Linked DNA regions of Homo sapiens: regions 1, 2 and 3 are each linked to region 4. The links are chromatin contacts, found by Hi-C or POLR2A ChIA-PET in ENCODE. All regions are on one chromosome and are shown on one strand. The core of a region is the stretch at or near the end of the contact, and the rest is flanking DNA. Distances in the headings are between cores, read along the strand shown.

Region 1 (6,474 bases), core at 1,309-3,808, 110 kb before region 4:
TGGAAATGGGGCTAGTTTAAAATCAGAGGGAGGGATAAAGCTAAGAATGTGGGCAGGGTAAAGAAACCAGGTCCCCAAATCCATATAACAACTTACAGACCTTATGCCATTTTAGTTAAACTTGGCCTAGCACCTTTGGGTTTGAAGGTTTATCATTAAATAGCTTTTATTTACTTGCTTCTCATTGTGTAAAACTGTTAAAACCCCCAGGTTCCTATTTGTTCTAGGCCCCAGAAGTGAATAATTGATCATTAGGCATTGTAACATTGGTCTGGGGCTTCTGAATGTGCACATCCACTCAAAGTGAGACAGAGGATGGGCCTTCCCCCTGTCCAAGCCAAACAGCTCAGTGTCACATCCTGGCTTCACCTATTTCCATGGATCCTGCAACCCAGACATGATCTCATCAGGGCCACTCCCTAGAAGGAAGTGGGGAAGCACAGGACTATTCTGTCTCATTTTCCAAATAGAGAAACTGAGGCACTGAGCAATGAGAGAAGCTTAGTAAGGATGAGATAATGAGCTAGCTGCAGGGCTGAGAACAAACTGGGCTTTGGCTCAGAGTGGCTACCATTCAGTACAATGTGTGTGTGTGTGTGTGTGTGTGTGTGTGTCTGTGTGTGTGCCTGCGAGCACACCTGTACATTCCCTCTCATCCTAAATCTTCCAAAGGGACATCCTGAAGATGACACAGTTTAAAAAGGGACCCCATTTTGCAAGACAGAATGTGTGACAATGAGCTAGTTATAGAACCTCTGTAAGTCCAGTGTCCTCACCTGTAAATAGGGAATAATGGTATCCATCTTTACAGTATTGTTGTAATGAGTCATTAAGGTTAGTAAGGAATCTAAATATCAGGATCCAATTTCTGATCCCCAGCAAACATATGAGCCACCGGATCACAGTGCCCACTTGGTGGAGTTTATGTACTGACCTGACACCATTCTTGGTTACCTGGTTCAGTGGTGGAAGCCATGACCTGGTCAGCCTAGAGACCAGCTAATCTAATGTGCATCTGTATTCTATTAAATTTACTTTCCTAAGTATGTTATTTCAGTGGGGGAGGAAGCTTTGAGTGCCTACTATGTGCTGGGCAATTTTCTAGGTGCTCTATGTAAATGATCCTATTGAATCCTTCTCATAGTCTTGTGACAGGTATTACCAAAGCAAGGATTTGCATCCCCTAAGAAATAGTTACCTGAGTGTCCTGAACACAGAGCGGTAGAGTGAAACAAAACTGACATTTTAAGAATCCAAATTGAAGAGATCACAAAGCTGAATGCCGGCAAGACCAAACTCCCTCTCTCATGCCCACTGACTCTTCAACTCATTACAAGACATTGTCTTGGTAGCCATTTCATGAAGTTGGTCACACCCTTCTTCTTGCAGCTCCCTCTTTTCTGGCTTCAGCTCTTTTCTTGTTCTCTTTCCACCTCAATCTCCGTAGTCTCCACGGGGCTGCTGTTTCTCTGACTGCCTCTTAAGCATTAGCTTTCCCTTAGGGTTTGTCCTCAGCTCTTTTCTCTCTTCATGTTGAGTGCTTACCTTGAGAGAGCTTTTCCCTTCCAATGCCATAGGTCACTGCCAACTCCCAGATCAGTTCCCAGTGCTTCAGACTAAACAGTCAATTACCAGTTACCTCCCAGAATTTCCTCTTGGTGTCCCTGGCAGGCACATCCAATTCTGCATGTTCAGAATTGAACTCACCATCTCTCTTCTTAACCTGCTCCTTCTCCTTTACTCCTGGCTTGACGAATGACATCACCATCAAGCTAGCCTCCCAAGCTGGAGCTGAGAGTTAGTCGAGTCCCCTCTCCACTAACAGTGGAGACCCCTCTATTTCCTTTATCCTCCACACCCAATCTGCACCAAGTCCTGCTGACCTTCTTTCCTTCGCATCTGTTCCCCTTTGCGGTTCCCTCATCTTGATCCTAATTTTGGCCCTCGTTTTTAAACTTGGCATCTGTTTTGCTTCCCTGCAGTTCAGCTGCTGCTCCCTTTACCAGAGTGATCCTTTTATAAATCTGCAAAATTGATTGATGCCTCTGTGGCTTCCTGTCATCTTTATAATGAAGGCCAAGCTCTCCATGATCTCCCCCTATCCGCCCCTCTCCAGCTTCCTTTCTGGCCATGACCCCCACCTTCTCTTTCTCCAGGTGGGGACAGAACATCTCCAATTTGTGCTAATGCCCATCCCCCACTTGTCTGTCCAGCAAACATCTCCTCAGCATGAGGGTCTGCTCTCTTGGGAAGACCTTCCTGGCCCATCCACCCCTTCTGCCTTTGCAAGCCTGCATCCTTGGCACCCACGCCTCCCCGACTCGTCCTACCCCCTCAGTCTGGCCATAAACTTCTTGGGAGTGGTGATCATGCCTACTCACATGTTCCCCTGGTGTTTATCATAGTGTTAGCACATAGTGGGAATTCAACCAATGCTTGTTGACCAAATGACTGAAGCAGGGTAACGGAAAATTCAAGTCCATGCTGATCTATTAATACCTGGACCTGAGGGGTGGTGAGCGCTCGTTCCCCCCGCTAGAGGGCACTCTGGTCGTGTGCTTCACTGGAGGCCGCGAGCAGTGTGGCTCCACTTGGGAGCCTTGTGAAACCAGTTACGCTCCCGTTGCTGGCAGCTTGAGCCAAGCAGCACAGACGCACTTACGGCTCAGGCCAGTCTCCTTACCAGGCGCCATCATTCTCTTCACATGGACCCTTTGTTTCTCTCATTGCCTTCCCCTCACCTCACCTCACCTCATGCTCCCCCTGGAGGTACACAACCTTCACCTATGGCACATTCAGAACTTTCCCTACTTCCTTTAGCGGTAGCCAATAATATCTGAAATAACTTCAGCTAAGACCCTAATTAATGCCCATTCCTGAGGGTGTCTTCCTCCTGTTGGGTTAGTTGCGACTTACCAATTGCTTTTAATGCCTTTGAGTGACATGGGACAGTGATGTGTCCTGGTGGTGGGGATATTTTTGATGGGAAGGATGGGGTTTCCCTAGAGCCCCTCAAGCCACCCCACACAGTGGCCTTCCTAGGAGTGCTCGGCCCCGCCTGTCGTGCCAAGGGCCCGCGTCCATCGGCGTTCCACTCACAACATGCCTACCTATGGGAGTGTGGTGGGCCCTCGGGAAGTTAGTGTCCAGTTTTGAACAGAGTTGTACTTTTTATTTTTATTTTTTAAGAAAATGTGGTAAAAGTAATGCATTATTCAGCTTCATTCATAAAGCTTCTTTTTCATGGAGTTCCACAGTCTTATGTGTTGTGAAACCACACTTGAATTATTGTGGATAATTACTATTATCCACAATAATTGTGCATCTCTTTTTAAATACTGTGGGAATTACTCAAGGGTGATATCAAAAGGAATGGCACATCGGAGTGCTGGGGCTCTGGGAGCTGTGCCATTGGAGGGTCAGTTGAAGAAATGGGGATGGTGTAGACTGGAGAAGAAAAGACGTTAGAGAAGTATGACAGCTTCCTGACATGCAGATGCTTCTATTTCCATCAACATGTTATAAAGAATTAAAAAAATAAGTGTTGTCAATATTCAAGAAGCTCCTGGGATCCCTTTTGTAGAGCAGAATCTGGGGAGTGGGGTAAGACAGGAAACAACAGAAAATTAAAAAGCAAGAGAGGCTGAGAGTATCCACCATCATTAGTTGTGCAGGATGGGGGTGGGGGCCTCGTGGAGAAAGGCTGCAGCCTGCTTGCGGGCTTGGTTGGGAATAGTCAGAAGAGGGAGAGTTTTGGGAGCCTCTACACCGAGTAGGAGATCCAAAGAGAAATATGAGGAAAAAGGATTGTAAGAGGATGATTGTTTTTTAGTAATTTTTGAGAACTCCCAGCATGTTTTGAATTGCATTTTCACCTACTCTAGGTTGTTAGACTCTTATTTGAATGAGATTTTATTGAGACAGGAATACATGGAATGCTGGGATTACCTCGGTTAAATGAGGAAGCATTTTTCTAATAACCAGTCAAGAGCAGGCCAGGCTTCCTCACCAGGATGAGTTGAGACCTACTGAGTTTGGATGAGCACCTGTAAGGAATGTAGGGGTGTTCTGCCCTGGGTGGAAGGCTGTGATGGCTTCTAGGATCCCTTTCAATTCTGAGGTTCTATGACTTCATGAAAACAAGACATTGCTGGACAAGTTTGAGTGGCCCACCTTCCTACCTGCCTATCCCACAGTCTGAAGTGGCATTTATGAAAAGCTGGGAACACAGAAGGAGACAATGGGTCTCCAGCCTACGGTGAACAGTTCTTTTCTGGCAGCTAATTTAGCTCTAGAAGTTTCCAGTTCCCACCAAAACATTGAGAGATCATCCTGTAGTTTGGGGCACACAATCAGAACAGTTAAATAAAAATGCAAGTGGTTAGTTTTACATCTGCTGGGGACATTCCATGGCCAGCTACATAGAAGTCTAGGCATTCTATGTCTCCAGCCCTAGGAGCTGGGGATACAAGTGTCACTGAGACATAGCTCTTATTCTTGAGGCATTCATCATCTGTGGAAGAGAGAGCCATGGAAACCAGTGATTACAATCCAGTGTCCCAGCATAGATAGAAATATGCATAAGGAGGGGGACATGGGAGGGGAGGACAGCTTTGCTGCAGAGGCTGTTCTTGAGCAAGTTTGAAAGAGTAAATGTGGTCTACCAATGAGGCTTACCAAGAGCAAGGCTATGGAAAAGGCATTCCAGGCAGACAAAGCACCATGGGCTTAGGAGCAGATATGTGAGGCCAAATAATGTATTAGGGGAGTTGAGGCCAGGGAGGGGTGGTCTGGCTGGATCCTGAAGGTCTAGTTATGAAGTTGTATGACATGAGACTGCAGAGCTGTGAAGGGCTTTGTCTTCCATGCTAAGGAGTGTCAGCTTTATCCTACAGAGGTTTTGGATTCCTGAAGCATTTTAATCCTACCCCTTTGTGGCGAGCAAATAGAGGATGGATTGGAGGGGTGTGAATGAGTGTGTACACATGTAAACGCACATTTATGGTTGTGCATGGTCCAGATAAGGGCTCAGGGGCATGGGGAAACTTCCCAAGCAGAGAGCTTCACAATCTGTTTCTAAACCAAGCTTCTATCCCCAAATTGTTTCACTTTATTCTTGTGGAATAATAAAAAAAGTCATTTAGCTCAATTATCTCATTTGACAGAGTTGGAAATTGAGGCCCCAAGAGGGACAGTTCCTTGCCCAAGGCTACATAGCTAGGGATTGGCAGATCCCATGGATTGTTGGCTCTTGATCCAGTGCTTTCTTTATGATGTCATTCTGTTTTCTGAAATTCTCTGATACCCATAGGACAATGTTCTAGCTCTGGAGAATGGCTGATAAGGCTTTGGCAATCTGGGCACAACTGTCTTTCTTCCCCATTAGGTCCCCAGCACATAGTATGCCTGGGGACATCTCTATGCCTCACTTTAAAAATCTCCTGATTCTACTCTTCCTGAAGAACTCCTACTTCCTCTTTAAGGTCCAGGGCAAATGTCACCGCTCATCTGAAGCAGTCCCTTAGCTCAGTGACTCCTCTGGGCAAAACAAATCATGTATCCTCCGTGTTTGTAAAGCACCCAATATGGCAGGTTTATTAGCTTCCTGCTCCATGAGTCTGCAGGCTCCTTGAAGAAAGGCATCATTTCTATCTGCTTCCTGGTTGTAGCTCCAGTGCCTAGCATGGTACCTGGCACATACTAGATGTCCACAAAATGTTTGTTGAATGACTAAATTAATGAATGTATCAATTAAAAGTCTCACCTCAAATCCCTTCATATGGGTCTATTGTGAGGTCCTTGGGGCTCTAACTGAGTCCATGATTTTCTTATTTTAAAAATCATGAAGTGGCCGATGCTGGTGTTCTCAGTAGAAACATGTTAGAGCTGGAAAACTTTCTATGCATTTCTTTTCTCTAAAGCAAAGTGAAGGTGGGGACTCTGGGCTCATTGCTCCTTTGTAATTCCTCTGTATTATACTGAACTGAGGAAGTTAATTTTCCCTGAATACTTTCGGCACTGTAGAATTTGTTTTTTCTCATGACTAACTTAAAGCTATTCTTACAGTTTAGATTTGTTTTGGGTCTTTAGGGGAAAAATTCTCTTGCTTTTTTTTTTTTTTAAATTTCTTCCTTATCCTTCTCAAATTCCATGCTTGCTTAGTCTTGTTTAAACAATTAGATTCACTTTAAGAAAGCTAAAATTAGAGCCACTATGGGGCAGCACTCCTGCCCAGCCAGCCATCTTTTCCTCTCCAGAAGAGCCTTTTTAATCTGAGTCCTTTTGCCAACTGATAAACACCTCATGAGCAGCACCCAGGCCGCGTCTTTCCAAGAGTTAGCTGTTTCTGGATGGAGATGACTTGTTCTTTGTTTAAGGGAGAGCCATTTACAATTTTTTTTTTTCATTGGATTGAAACTCCTGGGCCTGGTGCAGGCAAAGCTGAGAGAGGATGACCGTGGGGCCTAGGTGGAT
Region 2 (6,373 bases), core at 659-3,158, 67 kb before region 4:
TTTCTACATTATTAACGATAAGCAATAGATGCTTACAGGAACCTCCCCTAGGAGGTGATAATTTTCCTGGTTCCTCCAAAGTTTTTCCAATTGGCTGGGTTATGTTTCTGGTTTTGGAACGCAGGCCTTCCTTAGCAGGAGGGTCCCTGGTCTATGTAGCAAGCGTTGCTTATTCTTGGTTCCCTCCACTCTTTTTGGAGGTTGAAGCTTCACAATCTTGAGCCTTGATATGACTTTACAGAGGAGAGTCTGGTAGAGGGTGTGTTGCTCATCTTGGACCCTACTCGGGATAGGAGAGAGAATAGGGTTAATTTTCAAAGTGCCAAAATACCTTTGCATATATTGTTTCCTCTGCCTGGAATGGCCTCGCTTCTTCTGGTAAGTCCCTAATCATCCTTTAAGAGGCTTTTATTTTGGTCAAAGCGTTTTCCAGCCACCCTCAGTAAGTTCCATCACTCCCTCATCTGTGCACCCCTCTATTTAAATTCCTGCCATGTGTGGTCCAGGTGGCTCTGCTGGCTGTCCAGCTTTATCTCTGACCCCCTCAGCTGCCGAATTCTATGCCCCAGTCTTACTGTGTCCTCTTAGTTTCACAGGTGCACTAGGCCTTCCCTTCCCTCTGAGCTTTCATACCTAGTCCCTCTGTGTGTGACACTGGCGCCCTCCTCTGACCCCAATTTCCTTGGCCCCGCAGCCCCATGTGGTGAACTGCTGCCCATCCTCAAAAAAACCAGTTAAACATCCTTCTCCTGGTAAGAAGTCCCTGTGCTCCCAAGCCTGGGGTCTTCTTATGGGCTCCCGTGAAGCCTTCCCACAAACCCCATCACGCTTTGTGTTTTATATCCATCTCCCCAGCTCGACTGTAAGTATCTTGTGGGGAAGGGGCTGTGTATCTTTCTCCCTATTGTATCCCTGAATCTAGTACAGGCCTGTAGCAGCCATTCATCATATTAAAAACCAAAATCGATTTTCATGTTTTCTTCCCCCAAGATTGCAAGGCCCTTATCTGTGTTATCATTAAGTCCAGTGGTTAGCACAGTGCCGGGGGCTTCTTATTAGGGCCAACTTACAGCATGAACTCCTAGGCCCTGTGACAACCAGCTCCGAAGTTACTTTTTCCCGAGCAATCAAATTTCGCTTTTTAGCATCAGAGGAGCAAGAAGCTGGAAGGAGTCCCAGAGCCCCGGCTCCTTTGAGAAGGCTTCAGCTAACTTCCCCTCCCTGGCGGGTGCTCCTGCATGCCTTCCCTCCTTCCTCTCTTCACTTCCACTTATCCCCACTCCCCACCCCCTACCCAGTCAAGCTGTTATTGGCAATGAATGTAATGTTTCTGGGCTTTTCTTCAGGCTGGGACTCACTCTCATTGTGCTTAAGATCATGAATCAGTTTTGTCCATGCTTGGTCCTGCCAGTGTCAGTAAATGATCTTCTAAATCTGGTCATTGCAAACATGACTCTATCCTTTTCATTTGATCAATATGTTGAGCAACTAGGTCAATGGGAGTCGCCCCGTGGATTCCAGGCCCATTTATTAAAAATGTGGAACAATTTAAGTTCTTGCTGCTTCGACTGAAAGTTGTAGAGCACATGTTGTTTCCAGCAGGCTTCAGGGCTGGAAGGTCAAGTTTCAGATGCGATTAATTCAGTGTAAAGGTGAGCCTGCCAGACTTGGAAGAAAGAAAAACTGACAGCTGATTTATGATGTGGCTTTTAAACAAATCACCCCTAAAACCCAGCTCGTTTCATTATGGCAGAGGTTCAATTTGTATTAAAGTGTCATCCTTGGACACTGAGTGCTGCCCCTATAGTCAGCAGCTGGAAGAGAGAAATGGAATTTCAGCGGTTCCAGAAACCCTCTCCACAATGCTTGGCAAAAGAAATACTGGTGCCTTCAGTTCCCTCTCATATCTACTTAATGACAAAATGTACCATTGGCTGCTGGGCATGTGTGTGACTGCACAAAAATAGCTCTGTGAGTCCCCATTCTTGGGGCCAAAGGAGAAACACCTACTCACAAACTGCCCTTTGCTTTTGTGGCCTGGAGGGGTTTCTGGAGGTGAATGAGATTAGGAGTAGTGACAGGTATGGAGATGAAGCTGCTCTATGCTTTTGGGAAGTGACACCTGCCTGGAAATGTTGACGGGGTCCTTTTTTCTAATTAGCATGCTTCAGTTTACTGTGTGCTGTGCAGGAAATAGAAAGCACACGTCAGTGCTGAGGAAAGGAGAGTGTGACTAAAGCCTTCTCTTAGGTTTTGGGGAGGGCCTGATTTCCAGGTATTTCAGTGCTTAATGACAGACTGCCTTTCTGTTCTAAATATGAAATGGAACATTTCGCCACCATCCAGGCACACTGGAGCCTGAGGTGGACCTCCCGCCCTGCTTCTCCCAGTATGGCAGTGTAAGGAGTGGCCCTCAGACAGAGACTAGTTTCACTTTCATAGGTTTGGTCTTCCCATCTCTGTCCCAATAACAATGACTCAGTGGCAGAAAAAGTGGAGTCATTTCTGAATCCCAGACACACTGCCACATGGGCTCCTAGTTAGTGGACAATCCAGGGAGTAGCTGGCGGACCGTGAGGGAGCCAGCTGTGTGGCTAATGTGGGAGGGCGATGCTGAGAGGCAGGGGCTCTGAAAAGCCATGGTGACAGGGGAAGAGAACCTCTCTGTGAGGGGTGTGTGCACATGCCCGTGTAGGTTTTTGGCCAAATAATGCAGGGTAATGAATGCTCTCACATCCTGGGTTTCCAGGCTGTGCTCTGCTCTCTGCTTGGCTTAAGGTAGACATGTAACCGAAGATTGCTCCTAGGATGGGCAGCGCTTACTCTGGGTGTTTGCAGACAAAATGCCTGTTAGCATTTTGTCTGGCTCTGGAGCCCTGAGCCAGAGACGCCAACATCTCTTGGCTGGGCAAGTGGCTTCCTGGACTGTGGAACTGAGTCCATAAAAGGAGAATTTATGAACAAACAAGAAAACCTGTCTCTTTTCTGCAATGTTGAAAAAATACATTTTCAACATGATGTCTTCACTGCTGCTGTTTTCTGGTAAACCAGTCAAATTTAGTAAATATACTATAGTTCCATATACTATATATAGTATATATGCTATATACTATAGTATATAGCTATAGTATACAAATATAGTATATAGTATATAACTATAATATACAACTATACTGTAGTTCCCCACTGAGTCTACAGTGGGGTCACCTCCCACCCCCCTACCCCGACTGCCTCCAGCAAGCTGTTTGTACTTCTCATTTTGCACATATCACATAAAATGCAAAGCTTGGGGGCATTTACATTTGTCTATGTCCTCAGTATGGCTTGATGAAGAGAGTTTGAGCTTTAGAGCCAGACAGACTCAAATTTGAACCAAAATCCAACTTTTCAGTGGCCGTGTGAGCTTGAGAAGTCTAGTGAAATTTTCCTTGTCTGGCTTTCCTTCTCTGTAAGATAGAGCCACTCTTATTTCAGGATGATAGTGAAGATTAAGTGGGGCAATGCATAAACTGTAATTCTACTGCAATGAGAGGCCTGGCAGAGTGTAAGCCTCAGACTTCATATTAGTACCCATCTCTCTCTCCACCTCCAACTAGATGGTCATTCCTTAAAGGCAACATGGTATCATATGCATTTGTATTATCTCTCTTCTTGCCCAACACTTAATCCATTGCCTTGTATCTAGTAGGTACTCAAATAATGAAGGAACACATTTTATTTTAACTTCAAAGTGGAGTGAGAAGTGGACCAAAGGTCAGGTGAAAGGAATGTCTAATTGGACTAAAGCCTCCCTACTTGAAGTGGGGGTCAATGACCATCAGCATCACCGGATAACTAATTAAAAATGCAAAATATCAGGCCCCACCCCACAGCTACTGAACCAGAATCTGCATTTTAACCAGAGAGCCAGGTGATCCATGTGCATGTTGAAGTTTGAGAAGCCCTGGTCTAGAATGTTGTGCCAATAACCAGGTACTAAATAAATAAATGAAGGAGTAAGATTAGGAAGCTAGCAAAATAACTGATTAGAACACTACTGGTTTTATTTAAAAGGAAAAAATCTATTAAATTGAAATATAATACTAAGAATTTCAAGACCAATGGCAATTTTATGCCAATTCTAACAGACGTTGTCCTTGGCTATGATTCCGCAGCTGCAAACGTGGACTCTCTGACTTGTGTTTCCCTCTCCCTCTCTGAGCCTCTGTGAGCTCTTCCCTTCTGTTGCCCTCTGCAGAAGGCCATCTCTACTCCCTAGGTCTGGGAGCTACTTGGGGTCTCCCCAGTGAGCCCATATGCCAGGACGCTCTCAGTTACCATGGCTGCCTTCAAGTGCCCAGTGGGGATCATGCTCTGCTTTCCACAGAACGTGTATTGTTCTTGTTTGGATCACTGCCCTAAATTCAAGCTCATTCAAAAGTGCCTTTGAGAACTTGGCTCTCTCTTGCATCTGTCCTTCAGAGTTGTGTGTACCTGGAGGGCAGCCTGGGGACCATTGCTTCCAGGAAGACGAAGCATCCCTTTGTGTCTGTCTGTCTTCCTTCTGGGTGGGGGTGCGTAACGTTTCCTGCCCTCTTCTTTTGGATTGTTGCTTGGCAAATCATTTCATCAAGTCATCTGCTTGAGCTCTAAACTCTGTGGCCGCCTATAAAAACTGTTTCCCAACGGTGGTAGAAACAAAGGTATGAGCACCTGTGGATTCTATCTCTAAAATATCTCCCAAATGCCTCTGCTCTCTGCCTTGACCACCACCACCTCTCTGGGCCACCACCTTCTCCTGCCTGGATGACAGCAGTACCCTCCTGGCTACATCCCTGCAAGCTGTTCTCCCCATAGTGAGTCAGAGATCTTTTCTTAAACATAAATTGGGGTGTCTTTTTCCTGCAGAAAGCCCCCAGTGTCTCTGCACTCCCCTTAGAATGAGATCCAAACTCCTTCTGGTGGCCTCCAGAGGCTGCTGTGACCAGGACTGTCTGGCTCTGGGGCCCTGTCACCTCTTCCCTGTCTAGTGTGCTCCTCTTCCAGAAGGATTTGCTGCTCTTCCAGCATCTCACACCCACTCAGCTCTTTCTTGCCTCACCTGAGATGTTCCTTCCACAGACAGGCCTTCCTATCACCTAGTCATCTCTCCTCAGCTCCTTCCTTCATTCAGCCATCACTTTTCTAGCTGTGTTATTCATTCATTGGCTTTCTCTTTGTCCATCTCCCCTACTAGACTGTAAGCTCCATGAAGGTGGGAAGGTGCCTGCTGATTCAACAATGTCTGGAATGGGGCCTGGCACATACTAGGTACTCAATAAACACCTGCTGCATTGAATGCATGAGCCTATTGTGTGCTAAGTGTTTTCTGCTGAAATTCCTTTTCCCATATTGATTTTCTTCACTCCTCTGGGTGCCCTCCATCAGGTGGATGGACTTCCTTCATGAGGACTTCCTAACCCACTATAGCCTGGAATCATCTTCTGTCTTAAGATCTACTGTCATCCTATTCATCAACAAATCTCTCACCTCATTAAAATAGCTTTCCCGCTCCTCCCCTGCACACCCACACTCACATGTACACACACCTGTTCTTTCTGTGTTGGCGGGACGTTGTTATTCTTAGGGGGTGGTAAGGAACAGTGGTTAAGTGTCCAGGCTCTGGAGCCAGACTGTCTGGGTTCAAATCTTGGCTCTGTCAATTACTTGTTGGACAGGTGATTTAACCTCTCTTTGCCTCAGTTTTCTCATCTGTAAAGCAGGGGCAATGCTAGAACCTTCCTCACATGGTTGTTGTGAGAATTAAGTGGATTAAAACATATCAAATATATAGAACAGTGCTGGGCACATATTGAGCAGTATAGAAGTACTGGGTATTATTGTTATTTAAATGAGGAAGAAATGATTTTGCACTGTGAGATTCTCATGAAACTGGGTTTTCAATCTAGATTTCTCCTAGACTGAAGGCCTTTCTACTTTCATTATGGCTGCTAAAGGATTCCTTTGGAACACATTTTCCCTGGCATCTCTTAGGGCTTAGTCTGGTTAAAAGAAGAAAGAGAATTTAGGCATGAGCAAAAACTTGATGCCATTTAGCAACTTGGGTCAATCTACTGACCCCTGACTGCCAGCTGAAAACAGGAGGCCAGGACTGGCTGTGGTTCCCAGGACAGACTGACAGGCAGAGGGGGGGCCATCCCAGCAAGTGATGCCATGAAGGTGTCTGCCCACACATCCCCTTCATTCTCAGTGGCAGTGGGGAGCTGGCCTTCTCTTTCCTGGAAGCTTTCCTCCCTCTATCTGTCCTGCAGCCTGCTGAAGTCTTGATGGCCCTGCTCTTATTTTGGGATTAAATCTTTTGGGATTTGTCTTAGTTTAGTTGCACCTCTCTTGA
Region 3 (6,189 bases), core at 1,469-3,968, 79 kb after region 4:
AGCAGGTCTCTTTTCTCGCCTTCTGTCCCACTACCTTGCAACCTCAAATAGAGATATCTTAGCTGCCTAAAAAGCAGCATTAAATCTTTGGTCTGGACAGGAATTCAGCATTTGAGAGGAGATGTCACTAATAATCCTCTCTGAGTACTAGCGGTGAAAATGGGGCCCAGTGGGAGGGCATTTTACTAGGGAGAGAGTTGGAATGAGCCCTGGGGGAACAAGGGTGAATACAGAATGGGGGCAGGCTAAGCTTCCATGAGAACTAAGAGGTAGGCAGTTTGTCATCACTGATCTGTCCTCAGAGGCTACATTAGCCAGGCTCTCAAGAAAATTGGGACATGTCACCTTTGTGGCCCTAAGGTAGAATCTTGGTGTGGGTCACTCTTTCATGTGCCCTCCACTGGGAACCAAAGGTCTGAGGTCAGTGATAGATTGCCCATTGGGTTGAGGGCTGGAGTTAGGATCAGGGTTTACCTGAAGGTGTCAGCTCCAGCATTCACATTAAGAGCCTTTAAACTGTTTATACCAGGGGAGAAATTGAAACCCTCTGCATTGTGGCAGCCTGGAGCCTCGCTCAGGAGAAAATGTTAGACTCTCTGCTCTGGGCAGAAACTTCTTTAGAATTTTGACAATATCAACATTTTAATGGTATCTTAGCCCTGTTGTTCTTATAAAAATATACTGAAGGGGAAGGATATGATTTTGTGGGATCAGAAGCTCCTGCCAAAGTCACTGAACCCACACTAGGACCAAAGCGTTTACCCCAGTGGCAAGGCCATGAAAGGCCATGCTACCCAATGTCAGTGCCCAGTGACAGGGAGGAGGATGTCTTGTGCCCCTTGGACAATTACTGTTATGGTCATGCTTGGGGAAGAGAATCAAAGAAAGATGGCTTTGCAAGCATGAAATGGGAGAAAGACAGTGCAGAAGGTGGGGCCAAAGACAGGATACGATTATTGTTGCTTCTTTGCTGTGTTTGCCAGAGAAAAAGCAAACCTTAGGGATAAAAACATTGTCAATAGTTCTGATGAGGTTGAGTAGTTACAATGAAGATAAGAAAGAGGGAAGAGGAAGAGGTAGAAGAGGAAAAGAAGAGGAGAAGGAAGTAGAAAGAGGAAGGGAGAAGGGAAAAGAAGAGGAGGAGGAAGAAGAAGAGAAGGAGAGGAAGAAGAGAAGGAGGAGGAATGGGCAAGGGGAAGGCAGATGATGACAGCAGCTCTCACTTACTGAGGGTGTCCTTGGTGGCAGGCACAGAACTTCATAGTATGTACTTCATACATCTATGTATGTACTTCACAGATGTACTTCATACACTTTGTCACTTAATCTACACAACAGCTATACAAGAGAGAAACTAGTCTCACCTTACAGATGAGGACATTGTTGCTTAGAGAACAAAAGTTACCCAAGATCACACAACTGCAAATCACAGAGTTGGGACTTAACCCCAAGCTTGCCTGGCTTCAGAGCCATCCGCTGTTCGAAATCATGCTGTTGTCTATGCCAGTGGCTTTCACACTTTTTTTGACTATGACTTATAGTAAAAAAAATGCATTTTCCATCATGAGCCAGTTTGCATATATATGTATATGTACATACATACAGTACAACTAAAACAAAAGTTTCATAAAAATTTTCCCTTGCTATATCCAATGCATATTAATTTTTGAAAATGTTACTCTATGCTCTTTCATTTTTTTCCCTAATGAGAGTTGCACACTAAGTTGATTTCACAACCTGTATTTTGTTTTCTTTTTTCTTTCTTTCTTTTTTTTTTTTTTTTTTTTTGGAGGCAGGGTCTCACTTATCTTGCCCAGGCTAGAGTGCAGTGGCATGATCATGGCTCACTGCAGCCTCAACCTTCTGGGCTCAAGTGATTCTCCCACCTTAATCTGCTTAGTAGCTAGGACTTACAGGTGTATGTCACCATGCCTGGCTAATTTTTTTATTTTTATTTTTGTACAGATGGGGTCTCACTTTGTTGCTCAGGATGGCCTTAAACTCCTGTCCTCAAGTGATCCTCCCGCCTCAGCCCCCTAAGTGCTGGGATTACAGGCATGGGCCACACACCCGGCCTTCAACTTGTAAAAACATTTTCTGTTCTCTGCTCTATGGCAGTTGATTAGAAGTGTCCTTGAACTCCTGCTTGATCTTAGTGGATGCTGGGCAGCATCTCGCTTCTGAGGCATGCAGCTAATTGTGTACTCTGGACCATCCCTCTGGCAAGAGGACATCATTAATAAAATATTTCAGAAATTACAAATATCTGACAAAGCCATTTGCTTGGAAAAGAGTCAGTCCAGGAAACCATCCAGAATATATAATCACTCATCTCAGGCACTGACTGCTAATATTTTAGGCAATTGATGTATGCTTTAGCAAAAGAAACTATTTTCTCTGTTTTCAGAACCTAAAGAAGTCATCTGTTCTGAAAGGCTACACACAGTCGCCATCTAACAATAAATGGTAAAAGAAAAGAAACATGCAAGGTGTTGTGGTGACTCTATCAATCCACCCTCCAGAGTAGTGCTGTCTTTCTCAATTTGGGGTGAATACAACCAGGATCTGAAATTAGATTGCTTTTCAGAGGAGCATGTACATCTCCACCCTGGTTTGGGATTTCAGGGATGATTTTGTTTCAGCAGCTAGGGGCAGTGGCAGGTTGGTTGAATCACATTTAGGTCATGGAAAGTGAAGTCTGATCAGGTGGCTCAGCTCGAGTCAGCCCTGATGGGCTGTGGACTCGGTGACTTCACTCCAAGCAATGTGCACGCTAATTGAGAAAACATGTTCCTGTGATGGCCTCATGCAAAAATCCAGATTTACGAATTTTTTTTATTCCTAAGAATTCCTTAAATATTTGCCGTGCGTGTCTATACAGCCTCCTGGAGTACTTCTCCTTACTGAGTAGGGTTGTGATTTCTGCTGTGGCCCAGGTCAGGCTTTTAAAGGGTGGGATTCTGACAAAGGGCAACTGGGCAAGCAGCCACAGGCCTCGGGGAGAAGCAAGAAGAGGGCAGCAGAGGAGAAAAATAACCCAGACCTCCTGTGCTTTTCCTGGGGCAGAAAAAGCAATTCAAAATCCTTGAAAAGCAATTGTCTGCAATGTCAATGAGGGGGTCCACATCGGGAAGGGGCCTCAGCTTACTGGGCATTGGCTATATTCCAGACTCTGAGGTAAGAACTTTCCAGCACTCTCTCCTTTCCCCTTCACAATTGCCCTCAAAAATCAGTTGGCATCATGATTCCCTTTTACAGATGAAGAAACTGAGGCTTACAGGGGTTAAGTAATGTGCTCACAGAGCTAATGAGAAGTGAACTTGGACCTAAATCCAGTTCTATCTGTGTGCCAGGACTCCTGTAAAATCCTACCTGCCTATGGGACAGCCCCTCACTGCCCTCCGAGGAGCCTCCCTGAAAGCCTTCTTGACATCCAGACCTGTCCCTCTTGGAGGTCATATATTCACAGAATTAGTACTTCCACTAGTTCCAGTTTTGATACTGCTTGCAATTGCTCCATGTGTTAATTCACATAAGAAGATTAAAAAGCCTGCAGACAAATTTTGTTTGGTCTGTACCCATGTGTGGAAAGTGAAGAAATTTCAGAGTTTTGGCTTTTCAGTCTCAAAGTTTTGGCTTTTCTTGAAAAGTTCTTGAAGAGATCTGTATTGGACCTATAATCCTTTACAGCAATGGTTGGCCTGTCCCTTAACAATGAGGCATAGCCTCTCTAGTTTTTCACAGCCCCAGCAATCTCTGGCCTCAGCTCATTTATATTCTCTCATGAGCCACTAAGCCTTTTAGTTATGACTCCTGAGCAAGCTCCTTGGGGCAGGATCATGATTTATATTTATTTTGAGTCCCCAGAGTGCCCAGTGTCCCAGGTAGCATATTAATAAGGATGCTAATTGAGAGAAGAAAATCTATCCAGTAGCCTCATACATGGTGGGCCCCCTCCCCTGTGGGGCGAGGACAATCTTCCCCTTTAACCACAGGTTCTATGTAATTCAGCAACAGCTGCTTAACCCTTGGCTCTTGGTCTGGGAGAGCAGAAATGCCCCACTGCCATAGCAAAATTCACTTTCTCTTTCTTTTCTTGTAAACTTGAAGAATTCCTAAGACATTTAAAATCCTAAAGACACAGAGGAGTTGTTACGTGGAGTAAGGAAGCAAAACATTCTTAAAGCTGCAAGCAAACATGGTCATTCTCAAGAAATGCCTTATTTAGAGAGCATTGCATAACATTTCTGAAATAAGAGTCTGAGGAGAAGTTTGCCTCTGAAAGAAAATTACAGGAGAACCTCCGTGAGTCTTCTCTTACCCAGACATTACAAGGCGAAGATAAATCGCAAGATGAAATGTTTGGTTAAAATTCTATCAAAATGAGAATGTTAACTACAGAAGGTCAAAATATCAGTGAGTAAATTCCTAGAGAAGTCTTCAATGCAACCAAAAAGATTTCTCCTCCCAAAACAGAAAAGCTATATATGCACAGATACATTAAAAACATACAAAAAAGATGTTATCCTACCTGAAATTAAAAAAAAACAACTATGAAGTGGGGGCTCCCCTCAGATCAGCCCTTCCAAGGGAGAACGTGAGGGGAGGAAGCTCATGTTCGTTGGTGCCCCCCTCATGCCAGGCCTGTGCTGCTGTTTTGCCTATGCCTTCCCACTTAATGTGCACAACAGCCAGATGACAGCATAGCTACTACTAATATCTTTGTCTTACAGATGAGAAAACTTAGGGACAGGAGAGGCCCTCCTATGTCTCCACTTTCCTGGAGTACCCCGTCCTTCCCCCTGCTTATCTAGTCCAGCACCTCTCAGGCAGCTAGAAACAGTGTGACTTCTTTTTCTGAAAGTGTTCTCCATAATCCAAAGGGAGCCTGTCCCACTTGGCATCACTCATACACAATGGGGGTTCAATACATATCCATAGTGATGAGGCAGTACCTCAATCGTTGACCTCTCAGCCAGGTCTGCTCAGATCCAAAAATGGGTTGGCATTTCACTAGACTGAGCAAGTGAGACATGCAAGTCACTCCATTACTAATGAGGGTTGTAATCCATCTGTAATGATGAAGAACTGAAGTCAGGACAGTCTCCCCCACCCCCTAACCTGGGCAAGGGCTGAGCTCTTGAGACCATCCTCCCTGGGCTCACTTAGCAACTGCACACAGAGGGGAGGTGACCTATACCACCAACTCTGACTACTGAAGGAGCAGCCAAAGGAAATGGGAAAATCAGCCCATCTGTACTGACAACAAATACTTCGTGGTTATTGGGAAACTGTTCCTGTAGTAGTGGATTGAAATTGCCCAATGTGGAAGGGCTTCTGTGTGAAACTTGGGTGGTTCATTCCCACTGATTTCATAGCCAGCTTCTTTCATTCGCAGGGCTCTCCACCTGCAGAAGCCACCACAGGCGGTGCCAAAAGTGCCAAAACATCTCAATCTGCTTAGCCCAGTGGTGGATTTTCAGGGAAATCCTGACTGTCTGACTCTGACTAATAGTACTACTAAAAAAAAAAAAAAAAAAAAAAAGACTTCCCGCACGTGAATGCGTTGGCTACAGTCTTAGGCAATTCAAAAGCATTGTTGCTAGTTCCACCTGACAGATTTCATCATCAGATCAACCTCATTTGGGGAGGGAGCTCCTTAAGACTTTCTTTCTTTCTCTTTCTTTCTTTCTTTCTTTCTTTCTTTCTTTCTTTCTTTCTTTCTTTCTTTCTTTCTTTTCTTTCTTTCCTTCTTTCTTTCTTTCTTCCTTCCTCCCTCCCCCCTCTCTCTCTTTCTTCATTCCTTCCTTTCTTTTCTTTCTTTCTTTCTCTTTTTCTTTCTTTCTCTCTTCTCTCTCTCTTTCTTTTCTTTTCTTTCTTTTTTTTCCCTCATTTGAAATCAGCGCCAAGCTCTGCAGTTCCTTTTCACTCCTACTTGTAATGAGTTGGGCATGAGTAGAAAGCATGTGTTCCTATAATACCCTCCTACCCTCTGAAGACATTATTCATTTTAACCCTAGGTACTATAAATAAACAAATAGTTCTATTTTCTGTCCCCCAATGAGACCTTGAAGCAGAGGTGAGAATAATGAGCTATTCTACTTGAGAATAAACCCAGTGCCACAAGCACCATCCCTCGAGTGTAGTGTTGCTAGCCTACTTTTTTTCAAGGAAATGTCACGTTATCAA
Region 4 (5,976 bases), core at 3,096-5,595:
GCTTCAAAATATCATTTTATTGCCTGTTTTCTCACACCATTTCTGGTACTAACTGTTGTAGTTTGGATTCTTTAGATGCAGACATTGAGACGGAATTTGGGGCTTAAGATGTTTATTAGGGAATCAACACCTATGAAGGAAAGGGAGAGAAAGCAGGATTGTTGGGTTATCACACAAACCCAACAAAGTCTTAGCCAACTTGGCAAGAAGTCTGGAGCAAGTATTGACTATCAGAGTGTCTGCCATTAGCCCAAAAAGGCCAGGTCTTTATACCCCCTCCTCTCTTAATCACTAGATGAAGACTGCAATAAGAAGAGCATAATCTCAGGAAAGTATCTCTTTGCAGTATCTCAGGAAAGTATCTCAGGAAAGTATCTTTTTGTAGACTCTGAAGTAGCTTCCAAGTGTAGGCTCTCTACTGCTCCAACTTCTTGAAACTGGGCAGAAAGTCCCTCTGTGAAGGAGAATTTGGCAACTCATCTCTGTGGCTACACAATATGTAATGGCATACATTTGACAATGTATGCTTACTATTAGCATAAAAATTGGGCTAGAATAGGAATAGCATATGCAAATATATTTTACAATCATGATTGGTGGTGGCAGTAGTAGTATTATGCTCAGACAGATATGTGTGAAATGTGGATTAAAGCAAATGAATAGTAATGGATATTTTAATTCTATTACCCTTCATGTCCTTGAGGATAAAAACAATTTTTATATATGTATATCTACTGAAAGGCCTAGAGAAAGACTAGGCCAGTATCAATGAACATTGCTAGAACCTAGAATGTAATATTGAATTATCATTTCCTTCGAAAAGATACCAGGGCTTTTTGGAGAAATGACTGATTCAACATTTGGCAAAGGAATGTATTAGATTAGACTAGAATATTTTGTCATGCAAAATAGCAAAGAAAGTAACAAAGACTATTAAAATCATAACGAAAGGACTAAGGAACCAACTTGAAGAGACTCCTTTTGGCCAAAGAAGGGATAAAGAATCAATAAGAATAAGAAAATTGAAATATATTTACATTCTTGTGTTTATAATGATATTTTAAGAACTAATTGGGTGATGATAGAAAATCAATTTGTTATCTTAAAATTAGTAAGAGGAAATAATAAGCATTTATTCTGCCTTCCTAAATGAACTGAATTATTGAGTAACAAAGTAGCAAAATGAGGGAAGAATTTCTTTATAAAGTTCTCCCAGCTAACAAATAAAAACAAAATTATAAAATTAGAAATATCACCATAATCCAACTGCTAATTAATTATTGGATCTGGACAATAAGCAACAATATCACAAGAAGAGAGACAACCAGGCATTGTATGCCTCCTGATGAATAAACGTTACACCACCTGTAGTATTGTGAAAGAGATCAAGCCTAAATCTGATTGAGCCTCTAGATGCAGCTGCCATTTTTTAAAAAATCCAGGGAACAGAGGAATGTGTTGAACTCCACTATGGGCATGCCATAAGCAAAATCCAGACTGTAGGAAACTCTGGGAGTCAAAAGTCTTGGGTTTCAACAGCTAAATTAAAAGAAAAAAGAAAGAAATGGATGAAAAACTGTAGAGTAAAAGAAATGTTAAAGACCTAACTAACAATATTTTTTAAATGGACATGACAGAATGCTATAGTATCTAATGATGCATACTTAGGTGAGAGAAAAAGCCATTAAAAAACATTCTTATGTGATTACCGTAAAAATCAGGATATGGTTACTTTTGTAGGAATAGGGGGTTGAGATTGGGCCAAGACAAATGGAGGGCTCCTGGGTGGCTGGCAAAATTCTATTTTCTTTTTCTACCATAGTGATGGTTCAGGAATGTTGACTAAAATATTTCACTAGTCTATACATTTGTTTATGCCGTTTTATGTATATGTTTTTCATTTTATAGTAAAATGGCTAAACATTTTTAAAAAGTAATAACAATAAAATAGCAACTTTTGAAGTATGGTTAAAGCTGTACCCAGAGGAAAATTTATAGTCTCAAATGTTTACATTAGAAGAGAAGTTAGGTCATAATTAGTAAATTAAGTTAGAAAAAAACAAAACCAAGTCAAATAAAGTAGAATAAGGGAAATCAAGAAGATAGGAACAGAAATTAATGCATTAAAAAACTAAGATAAAAGATCAATGAAGCCCGAGTGGAGACACTGATAAAAATTATAAAATCAATTATAAGATTGATGAAGAAAAGAAGGAGGTATGTCATATATAGATCATAACATATCTATAGAAACAGGAAATATTTAAAAGACAAGAGGGTATAATGAAAAACTTTATACCAATAAAATTGGAAAACATAGGTGAAAGGGAAAAATTCCTGGACTCAACATTATAAAATGTTTTCAAACTTAATCCAAGAAAAATTAGAAAATATGAATGTTTGTATGAACATTTTAAGGAATTAAGTATTGAAAGAGCTTCCTAAAGAGAAAACACCATGCCCAGACTGTTTTCTAAGCAAGTCTTATAAGAATGCCTACTATCACACTTCTATTTAACATTCTTCTAGATGATATACCTAGCAAATAAAACAAGAATTATAAATGAAATTTATAAGATTTGAATAGGAAAAAAATGAAAAAAATAAAAATGTAGTTTATAGATATGGTTTTCAATACAAAAAACTAAAATAATCTGCAAATAAATAACTAAAATTTAGAGATTCATGTTTGTCAGATATCAATGTATAAATACAAATGTCTATATATAAATAGAAAAGTCTATGGTGTGTCTATATAATGGCAGTATTTTACATTTATATTGAGTTTGAGGGATTCCAATTAATAGCATCTATTTTCCCAGCCTGAGTTCTGAACCAGACAAAACATAGAGATACAGAAAAACTAAACAAATAACCCGATTAAAAATGGACAAAGGACTTGAATAGACTTTTTTTTAAAGAAAACATACAAATGGCCAACAGGTATATAAACTCAATATCACTAATTATCTGGGAAACCAAATGTAAGCCACAGTGAGATATCATGTCACACCTGTTAGGATGGCTATTGTTAAAAGTCAAAAGATAGTATGTGTTGGTGAGAATGTGGAAAAAAGTGAACCCTTGTATACCGTTAGTGAGAATGTAAATTGATACAGCCATTATGAGAACAGTAACATTCCTCGAAAAATTAAATATAGAACTACCTTATAATCCAGCAATCCCACTTCTGGGTATCTATCCAAAGGAAATAAATCAGTATCTTGAAGATATATCTGCCCTTTCATGTTCTTTGCAGCATTATTCACAACAGCCAACATATGGAAACAACCTAAGTGTCCATCAATAGATGACTGGATAAAGAAAATCACACACACACACACACACACACACACACACTTCAGCCTTGAAAAAAATATATTGTTGGCTGGGCGTGGTGGCTCACGCCTGTAATCCCAGCATTTTGGGAGGCCGAGGCGGGTGGATCACCCTCGGCCAAGAGGTCAAGAGATCAAGACCATCCTGGCCAACATGGTGAAACCCTGTCTCTACTAAAAATACAAAAATTAGCCAGGTGCGGTGGCACGTGCCTGTAGTCCCAGCTACTCAGGAGGCTGAGGCAGGAGAATCATTTGAACCTGGGAGGTGGAGGTTGCACTGAGCTGAGATCGTGCCACTGTACTCCAGCCTGAAGACAGAGCAAGACTCTGTCTCAAAAAAAAAAAAAAAAAAAAAAAGATATTGTACTGTTTGTAACAACATGGATGAAGCTTGAGGACATTATGCTAAGTGAAATAAGCCAGACACAGAAAGACAAATACTGCATGACCTCACTTAACATGTGGAAACTAAAAATAATTTGAGCTCATAGTGACAGAGAGTAGAATGGTGGTTACCAGGAGCTGTAGGGTGGGGGAAAAGAGGAGGTATTCATTAAAGGATACAAACCTTCAGTTATAAGTTAAATAAGTACTGGAGACCTAATGCAGGAAACGTGGTGAGTATAGTTACTAATAATGTGTCATGTACATGAAATTTGCTAAAAGAATACATCTTAAGTGTTCTTACCACTCACACATACACACACAGACACACACACAATGGTAACCACGTGATGTGATGGATATGTTAATTAGCTTGATTGTAGTAATCATTTGACAATGTATACATATACTAAAATGTCACATTTTATACCATAAATATATAGAATTTTTATTTATCAATCTTACCTAAATAAAACTGAAAAAAAAAGAACAGGTAGATAGAGGCTGAAATACTTTTATTACCAAAAACATTGATTTTGGAGAATGTCGCTAATATTTATGCAAAAGAGAGATTCATAATCCTGAATTCCAGAACCAGACAGCCTTATCCAGTGAGTCACCAGCAGCATATGAACACCAGATGCTGGTGTTTCTGCATCTCCTGTAAAGGAGGGGTTGTTTCTGTTAGGTTTTCTGCATGGCTTAGAGTAATCAAGACCACATATTCTCATAGACAGAGCAGCTCCTAAGAGGAAGGAAAGAGGAAATGCCTGGGCATGAAAGCCAAGTTTATCCCTTCAAATCATTAATCAGATTATGTTGCTTCTTCTCCCCCAGGGCCAGAGTGAGTGAGGGGCAGAGACAACCAGGATTGTTTCAGGGGTGAAGCTCCCTCCACGTGGAAGAGAATATTTGGAGTAGGGAAGGATTTCCTACCTCCTAGTCAAAAAAGAATTTGTAATATCACTCCCCCTCAAAAAGGCTGGCCCCTAGGAATAGATTTTAAAAAACATATGCAAGATTTTTATGGAGAGAGGTATAAAAATTTACTGAAAGATATTAAAGACAACCTAAATAAATACAGACATATCATGGTCACAGACAGGAAGACTGACCATTGTAAAAGTTATTAATTTTCCCCAAATCAATCCACAGGTTCAATATAATTCTAATAAAATTCTGAAGTAAGATTGTGAAGAATTTGACTATTTTTAAAGTTTATATGGATGATCAAAATGCAGTACACAATATACTCCCAGAGAAAAATGTTAGATAGGAAGACTTGCTCTACCAAATCAAGTCTTATTTCAAGCTATCATAATTAAAAGTGTGGTTTGAGTGCAGAGATAGGAAGAAAGCCCAATGGAACAGAATAGAGCCCAAAGACAGACGCATACATAACTGATGAAAGCCATTACAGGAAGAGCTGGCATTGACGATAAGCTGGGAAAAGACTAACCATTTAACAGATGACATTAAGACAACTGCTCGTCTATGTGGGGGAAAAACTGGATCCCTGCCACAGACACACATTCTAAATAAGTGTAAGGATTCCACTGAAAAAGGAAAACTACAAAATGTTTAATGAAAAATATAGAAAATAGCTTTTAATTTTGGGAGTGGGAAAGAATGCCTTAAACAATATTCATATGAGGAAATCCTTATAAAATTAGATTATAAATTTGACTGCATCATAATCAAAAACTTCTTTCTTTCAAAAGACACCATAAAGAAAAGAGATAAGCCCCAAATTGTTAGAAAATAGTTGCAACATATTAACTAATAAATAATTAATATCTATTATAGAACAAAACTCTGTGAATTAATAAGAAAAAGAAACATGGGCCAAACATATGAACAAGCCTTTCGCAGAGAAGAAATAGGACTGGTTAATAAATGTGAAAAGATGTTCAACTACATAAGTAATATCACAATTGGGTAGCACTTATATCTTCTATATTTTCAAAAACTAACAAATCTTACAATACTAAGTATTTGGAGAATGTGGAACAAAAAAAATATTCCTACACTGCTGGCTGGAGTATAAATTGCCTTAAGCATGTGGGAAAACCATTTGGCATTCCTTGGTATTGTTGAAGACGTGAATGTCCTGTGATATAGGAATTCTACACCAAAGTATCTTTCCTAGAGAACTTGCACAGGTGCCCCAGGAAACATGAACAAGACTATGATTGCAGCATTGTTTGCAACAGCAAAAATGGAAATAATGCCAGTCCATCAACACTAGAAT

What was found. A loop is a pair of places that touch in the nucleus more often than their neighbours do. ChIA-PET counts read pairs that join two places held with the same protein, here RNA polymerase II (POLR2A). Pooled maps may share reads with other maps.
Region 1: a pooled map shows a loop between it and region 4 (3-fold over the local background). The contact joins two enhancer-like sites. A Hi-C loop is called at or near these places in 7 of 168 maps with a recorded cell type or tissue (Right ventricle myocardium superior, heart left ventricle, heart right ventricle and 3 more) and 3 of 50 pooled maps. POLR2A ChIA-PET finds 5 or more read pairs at or near these places in 1 of 52 experiments (CD8-positive, alpha-beta memory T cell).
Region 2: a loop to region 4 is called in a map of heart left ventricle, with 8 times the contacts of the local background. The contact joins two enhancer-like sites. A Hi-C loop is called at or near these places in 8 of 168 maps with a recorded cell type or tissue (IMR-90, Right ventricle myocardium superior, cardiac septum and 3 more) and 4 of 50 pooled maps. POLR2A ChIA-PET finds 5 or more read pairs at or near these places in 2 of 52 experiments (AG04449 and IMR-90).
Region 3: a pooled map shows a loop between it and region 4 (2.0-fold over the local background). The contact joins two enhancer-like sites. A Hi-C loop is called at or near these places in 1 of 168 maps with a recorded cell type or tissue (heart right ventricle) and 3 of 50 pooled maps. POLR2A ChIA-PET finds 5 or more read pairs at or near these places in 2 of 52 experiments (H1 and HEK293).

Annotation. Positions count from the first base shown.
Region 1 is chr1:115,136,538-115,143,011 of GRCh38, forward strand. No RefSeq gene overlaps it. Among named protein-coding and RNA genes, the nearest start is that of LINC01765, 40 kb to the left of the region's middle. Within about 2 kb of position 2,559, at least 2 of the 41 ENCODE cell types and tissues checked have a DNase peak (open chromatin) inside an H3K27ac peak, as active enhancers do.
Region 2 is chr1:115,182,668-115,189,040 of GRCh38, forward strand. No RefSeq gene overlaps it. Among named protein-coding and RNA genes, the nearest start is that of LINC01765, 86 kb to the left of the region's middle. Within about 2 kb of position 1,909, at least 11 of the 41 ENCODE cell types and tissues checked have a DNase peak (open chromatin) inside an H3K27ac peak, as active enhancers do.
Region 3 is chr1:115,327,978-115,334,166 of GRCh38, forward strand. All of the region lies in intron 1 of NGF (nerve growth factor), which reads right to left. The region is part of intron 1 of NGF-AS1 (NGF antisense RNA 1); the gene reads left to right. Among named protein-coding and RNA genes, the nearest start is that of NGF, 7.2 kb to the right of the region's middle. Within about 2 kb of position 2,719, at least 6 of the 41 ENCODE cell types and tissues checked have a DNase peak (open chromatin) inside an H3K27ac peak, as active enhancers do.
Region 4 is chr1:115,247,631-115,253,606 of GRCh38, forward strand. No RefSeq gene overlaps it. Among named protein-coding and RNA genes, the nearest start is that of NGF-AS1, 32 kb to the right of the region's middle. Within about 2 kb of position 4,346, at least 2 of the 41 ENCODE cell types and tissues checked have a DNase peak (open chromatin) inside an H3K27ac peak, as active enhancers do.